Regions from separate parts of the Homo sapiens genome. Here region 1 is linked to region 2. Evidence: chromatin loops called from intact Hi-C (ENCODE). Cell type or tissue: heart right ventricle. All regions are shown on one strand. Links, peaks and the distances in the headings refer to the core of each region. The heading gives the core; the rest is flanking DNA.

The links. Hi-C counts contacts between places; a loop is a spot of excess contacts. Peaks named below come from ENCODE experiments on the same cell type or tissue, not always from the same donor. Only the 100,000 strongest peaks of a DNase experiment are listed, where the experiment ranks them.
Region 1: a loop joins it to region 2, with 3 times the contacts of the local background. A loop is called at or near these places in 3 of 110 quality-filtered maps.

The regions. Positions count from the first base shown.
Region 1 is chr9:87,503,542-87,506,354 of GRCh38, reverse strand. The region is part of intron 2 of DAPK1 (death associated protein kinase 1); the gene reads right to left. Among named protein-coding and RNA genes, the nearest start is that of DAPK1, 7.1 kb to the right of the region's middle. In heart right ventricle, for the core only: no CTCF peak of the experiment used is centred there; no DNase peak of the experiment used is centred there.
Region 2 is chr9:87,444,291-87,447,103 of GRCh38, reverse strand. No RefSeq gene overlaps it. Among named protein-coding and RNA genes, the nearest start is that of DAPK1, 52 kb to the left of the region's middle. In heart right ventricle, for the core only: no CTCF peak of the experiment used is centred there; a DNase peak (open chromatin) is centred at 1,283.

The DNA of each region.
Region 1 (2,813 bases), core at 223-2,722, 59 kb before region 2:
TCTGAGCTCAAAGGGCAGACCCTGTTGCCTTTGGCTGGGCTTCAAATGAAAACCTTCCATGAAGGGTCTACTATTTATCCCTAACCATTTTCTCCATGCAGATGCTGAAATAAATTGGCGCCAAATGGCTGCCTACTTCACCTCTCTTAAATATCAACTTCATCTGGCTTTCAAAGATGGAAAACTGCCAAATCCTAAATAGCACAGATAATGAAATAGGCCTGGCCCTGGGTTCTGGGTCCATGTCTTGCCACCTTTTAATCAGCTGCCTGGAGAAAGCCACTTGACCTGTCTAAACACAGGTGGATAAAATGTGAAGGGAGGCAATGCTGGTCACTCAGCCTTCTTCCAGGTCAAAGTCCCGGCCAGGCACAGCGAGAGGCTGACGCTTATAATCCCAGCACTTTGGGAGGCCGAGACGGGCGGATCACTTGAGGTCAGGAGTTCAAGACCAGCCTAGCCAACATGGCGAAACCCCACCTCTACTAAAAATAAAAAAATTAGCCAGGTATGGTGATGCATGCCTATAATTCCAGCTATTTGGAGGCTGAGACAGAGAATCACTTGAACTGGGGAGGCAGAGGTTGCAGTGAGCCAAGATCGCCCCACTGCACTCTAGCCTGGGCAACAGAGCAAGACTTCGTCTCCAAAAATGCAAAAGGCCAGGCACAGTGATTCATGCCTGTAATCCCAGCACTTCGGGAGGCCGAGGAGGGTGACTCACGAGGTCAGGAGTTCAAGACCAGCCTGGCCAAGATGGTGAAACCCCGTCTCTACTAAAAATACAAAAAATAAGCCAGGCACGGTGGCAGGCGCCTGTAATCCCAGCTACTTGGGAGGCTGAGGCAGGAGAATCACTTGAACCCAGAGGGCGGAGGTTGCAGTGAGCCGAGATCACGCCACTACACTCTAGCCTGGGCAACAGAGTGAGACTCCGTCTCAAAAAAACAAAACAAAATCAAACAAACAAAAAGACACAAACAAACAAAGTCCCTGAGCTCTCTGGGGTACTCTTCCCCAATGGAAACCACTCCCCTCTTGTCAGAAGAGTGGCTTCCTTTGTCTCATAATCAGAAATAAATTTCTACTAAAATAATATTCACTTAATTTATACAAAATGTTAGGTACTCATGGCAGTTGGCTAGAATGAAGGATGAAAGTTCCTAACACATTTCCCTGCTGAGTCAGGCAATGTGACCTTGACCATGCCACTCCCAGATATCAGATATCCAGCAGCTCAGCCCCTCACCCCTAATCATCTGGAAAGAAGTGGTCTGGATTACAACTCTGCTAGGAGGGAAGAGAACAAGGTGGAAGAGCCAATGTTGCCTCTCCTGATATAACACCTGTATACAACTACAGTCAGCCCTCTGGATCTGTGGGTTCTGCATCCATGGATTCAACCAACCTTGTACCAAAAATATTCAGGAAAAAACTGCATCTGTACTGAACATATACAGACTTTTTTTTCTGGTTATTATTCCCTAAACATTATAATGCTACTATTTAGTTAGCATTTACATTGTACTAAGTATTGTAAGTAATCTAGAGATGATTTAAGATATATGGGAAGATTACATCAGTTATATGCAAATACTATGCCATTTTATATAAGGGACTTCAGCATTTGTGGATTCTGGTGTCCCCAGAGGTCCTGGAACTAATCCGCCATGGATACCGAGGGATGAGTGCACTGGAATTTATCTGGACATCCATCTCTGTAGGTTTCTTATGAGTTTTTCATGGCTTTGCAGAGGCATATACCAATGATATGGGGCCTTCAGTTTCCTCATTGGCCGGGGAGACACAAGCTGAGGGTAAAAGAGCATGGGGGACCAAGAAGTGAGCTTCCATGTTCCCTGGCTTCCCGACCAATAAGCACCTCCACCTACTCTGTTCCTGGCCCCCTTGAACCTAAATTTGATGCCTGCCCTAGTAATCCAGCAACACACTCCCAGTGCCAGCAAGCAAGCATTCAACCAAACTGCCACTTACTAACACCATCATGCTTTCCCTTCACATCCTGGAAAATTATTATTAGACCTTCCTAAAATGTACACACTTTTAAAATCACTAACCGTTGCCTTTAATCTATGTAGCTGAACTTTATCTCTCTTAAAACTTTGGACCCTTTCCTATCAGAGGAAACATCTGAGAGCATTCTGAGTCAAAAATGCTAAGAGGAAAAATGTCACATTCAGCACAGTCCTATAAGGATGCAGAAACCCACCGGTGGCCTGCGGTTCCCATTTCTGAAGAAAAAACATGCCAGAAAGTCTCTCCCCTTCTATGAGCCACACAGGGTTGCCATTATTCATAGGACTGACTCCTGCAATCCACAGTAAACCGGTCTAGAGAAGCACTTGGACTGCCAGGGCTTATGACAATTTCTTACTTCAATTAAAATGCCTATGGATTTTATGCCGAAAGGGGAATGTTTTAAACTTGAATTATTAGCTTCCAATGACCATCCAAACCAATGTAAAATATTTAATGCTCCACTTCATTTGTTTTGTTTAAAACTGATCTTGTGCTTGAAAATTTTGGCTGCTGTGCTCATTACTGTTCAGCCACAAAGAATGCAAAAACAAGAGCAGTTTTTATTTTGATGAGCGGCAGCCATTATATCCTAAGTGTTCATCTTCACCACAAGCCATCATTTGTTGAGGCCCTAATACATACATATTCTTTCAAGTTGCTTTACATATATTGATCCACTCAGTCTAGTCTAACAGCATGCATTTACTGAGCGCCTTCTAAGTGCCATGCATCAACCTGGGCATTAGAAATAAAAAGTGAGGAGCAAGTCCAAG
Region 2 (2,813 bases), core at 296-2,795:
GTTATGTCCACTCTAATCCATGGCTTTTCATCTATTACCATGCTGACTTTTCCGTGGTGAATGCTGTCCAATGGGCAGGTAGGAGGCACCTCTCTTGGTGAGGATGCTGGGCTGGATAGTCCTGGGACGCTAAAGCAAAGCAGCATGAGGTAGTGGAGCTGGGGTGGAGAAGAGCACAGAGGAGCCATGGCCACATGTGAGATGGCCATCAGCAACTGAGGGGCAGGGTGGGGATGGAGAGAGAATGACCAGTGAGATGGGGGCCAGGTAGCTGAGAGAAGAGCTGGTAAAGTGCATGAAGCATGCTGAGATGACACTTTTGGGACTGACTCTGCAAACGGAGGCATTGTATGGGTGCTTGTTCTATGCTGTGGTCAGATATGCCACAAGAGAAGCCAAGTGCTTCTTTCATTTGCCACTTGACTGCAGTTTTAATTTTTTTGTTTTTTAACACATTGTATTAGTCCGTTTTCACACTGCTTGTAAAGACATGCCCGAGACCAGGCAATTTACAAAAGAAAGAGGTTTAATGGACTTACAGTTCCACATGGCTGGGGAGGCCTTACAATCATGGCGGAAGGCAAGGAGGAGCAAGTCACATCTTAAGTGAATGGCAGCAGGTGAAGAGAGAGACTTGGGAAGGGGAACTCCTCTTTTTAAAACCATCATATCTCCTGAGACTCATTCACTATCACGAGAACAGCGCAGGAAAGACCTCCCCCCATAATTCAATCATCTCCCACCGGGTTCCTTTCATGACAGGTGGGAATTGTGGGAGTTACAATTCAAGATGAGATTTGGGTGGGGACACAGCCAAACCATATCACAGATAAAGACATTTCAGAGCCTTCCTCTTGAGAGTCTCTCCTGAAAATGACCTCTTTGGGCATAGGGCTATACTCCAGATTCTTCCTCCAGAATTAATCTTGGTTGCACATAGCTGGAAACCCCATTATGCAATTTAAACAAAATAGAGGTTGTTTTTCCTTTGGTATAGGAAAGATCTGGAGGCAGAGAGCCTAGGGCTGAGATCAGGCAGCTGAAGTTCTGATCAGCAAGCTGGGCTTCGTTATTCCTTCTCTTCCACAACCTTCCTACAGTCTTCTCATGGTTGCAGATGGCATCTGGTGCTTGACCCACTAACTCCGAATTTCCCTGTGGAATCTAGAAGGGAAAGTGGAAGAGCAGAGGAGTACCCTTCTCAACTGTCAGTCCCCTTTAAGGAAGTAGCGTGGAAACAACACTTCTATTGACATCTCATTGGCCACCCTGAGGAGCATGGCCTTCTGGGAAATGTAGTCTTAACGAGGCTGTGGCTGCCTGAGGTGTCATTCAGTTCGTTAGGGAGGAAGAAGGGAAAATGAATATTGCAGAGGCAGCTGGTGGTCTCTGCCACAGACCATCCCACCCCCCTGCAGTCTTTCATGTCTCTCCCTGCTCTATTATCAGAAGTTTCCTGGCCTGTCTATGATTCCCAGCTCTTAAATTTTTTTTGGTGGAGGAGTGGGAAGAAGCTAACATGTTAGAGTCTATGAGGGTTTAATATTTGTTATGAAAGGGTTACTGTATGGATGAACTTTTAATAGCATAATTTCAGGTATTTGCGGTAATCTGAAGGAGAAGAGACATTATGAGGCAACTACACTTTGCACATGGAAGGCCACACTGGATGTCACCTCCTCCCCAGGGTCCCACAGACTTGCTGGCCTCCCCTCGGCTCTCCATTGATTTTTCAGAGCTGGATCTAACAGAGCCTCCTCACCTCCAGTCTTCAAGCTGCTCCAGTTTCCAAGTCAGTGAGTTTTAACCCTGGCTTTACTTGAGAATCAAAACATACCTCTTTCCAAAATACCGTCACATGTGGCTTAATGACAAACATAGGTTCTGAGAAATGCGTCGTTAGGCAATTTTGTCATTGTGTGAACATCATGGAATGTACTTACACAAACCTAGATGGTATAGCCTGCTACACACCTGCATTACAAACCTGTGTAACATGGGACTATATTGAACATTGTAGGCAATTGTGACACAATAGTAAGTATTTGTGTGGCTAAACATACATAAACAGAGAAAAGGAACAGTAAAAATATGGTATAAAAGACCAAAAAAATTATAGGGCAGCCCCATTATAATTTTATAGGACTACCATCATATATGCAGTCTATCACTGCTCAAAATGTCATTATATGGCACATGGCTATTCATATATCTGGACTCCATTATAATCTCCAAGGTTGTATTGTAATCATATGCATTTTGAAAAAGCACCCCAGTTCATCCTGATGGGCATTCAGTGTTGAGACTACAGTTTTTGGACATTTCTGATTAATGTGGAATAGTTTTTGTTTTAATGCTTCAGACTAGTCCCAAAAATAAAAAATGGAGAGTTAGTTTGAGAATGCCTCCCCCCAACAACCACCATTTGCCTGACCAGGGAAGCCATGCCTGCTAGAAGATGGAATTCTGGAATTCTGCATCAGTAACTGAATCACAGAGCTGTGTAACTGAGGAGCTCCTCCTCTGATAATGGGGGTGTTTGTTGGAGCTGCCTGAGGGGATTCTGTACTTTGCTGAATCAGATTTTTCCTTGAACCCTAATTCTAACTTGGGTGGCTATCTTGTGCAGGAAAGAAAAAAACTTTCCCTCTACCCTCAAGTTTGTCGCTGGGTCCTTTATATTAAACTGACAAAGACCAATAAACAAGAGGAAAGGTTTATTTTTCATGCACATGGAGGAGGGCAGGCTTTACAGAAAAGAAATAAAAATCCCCCAAAGAAGTGGTTATGACATTTTAACAAAGGGTAATAAA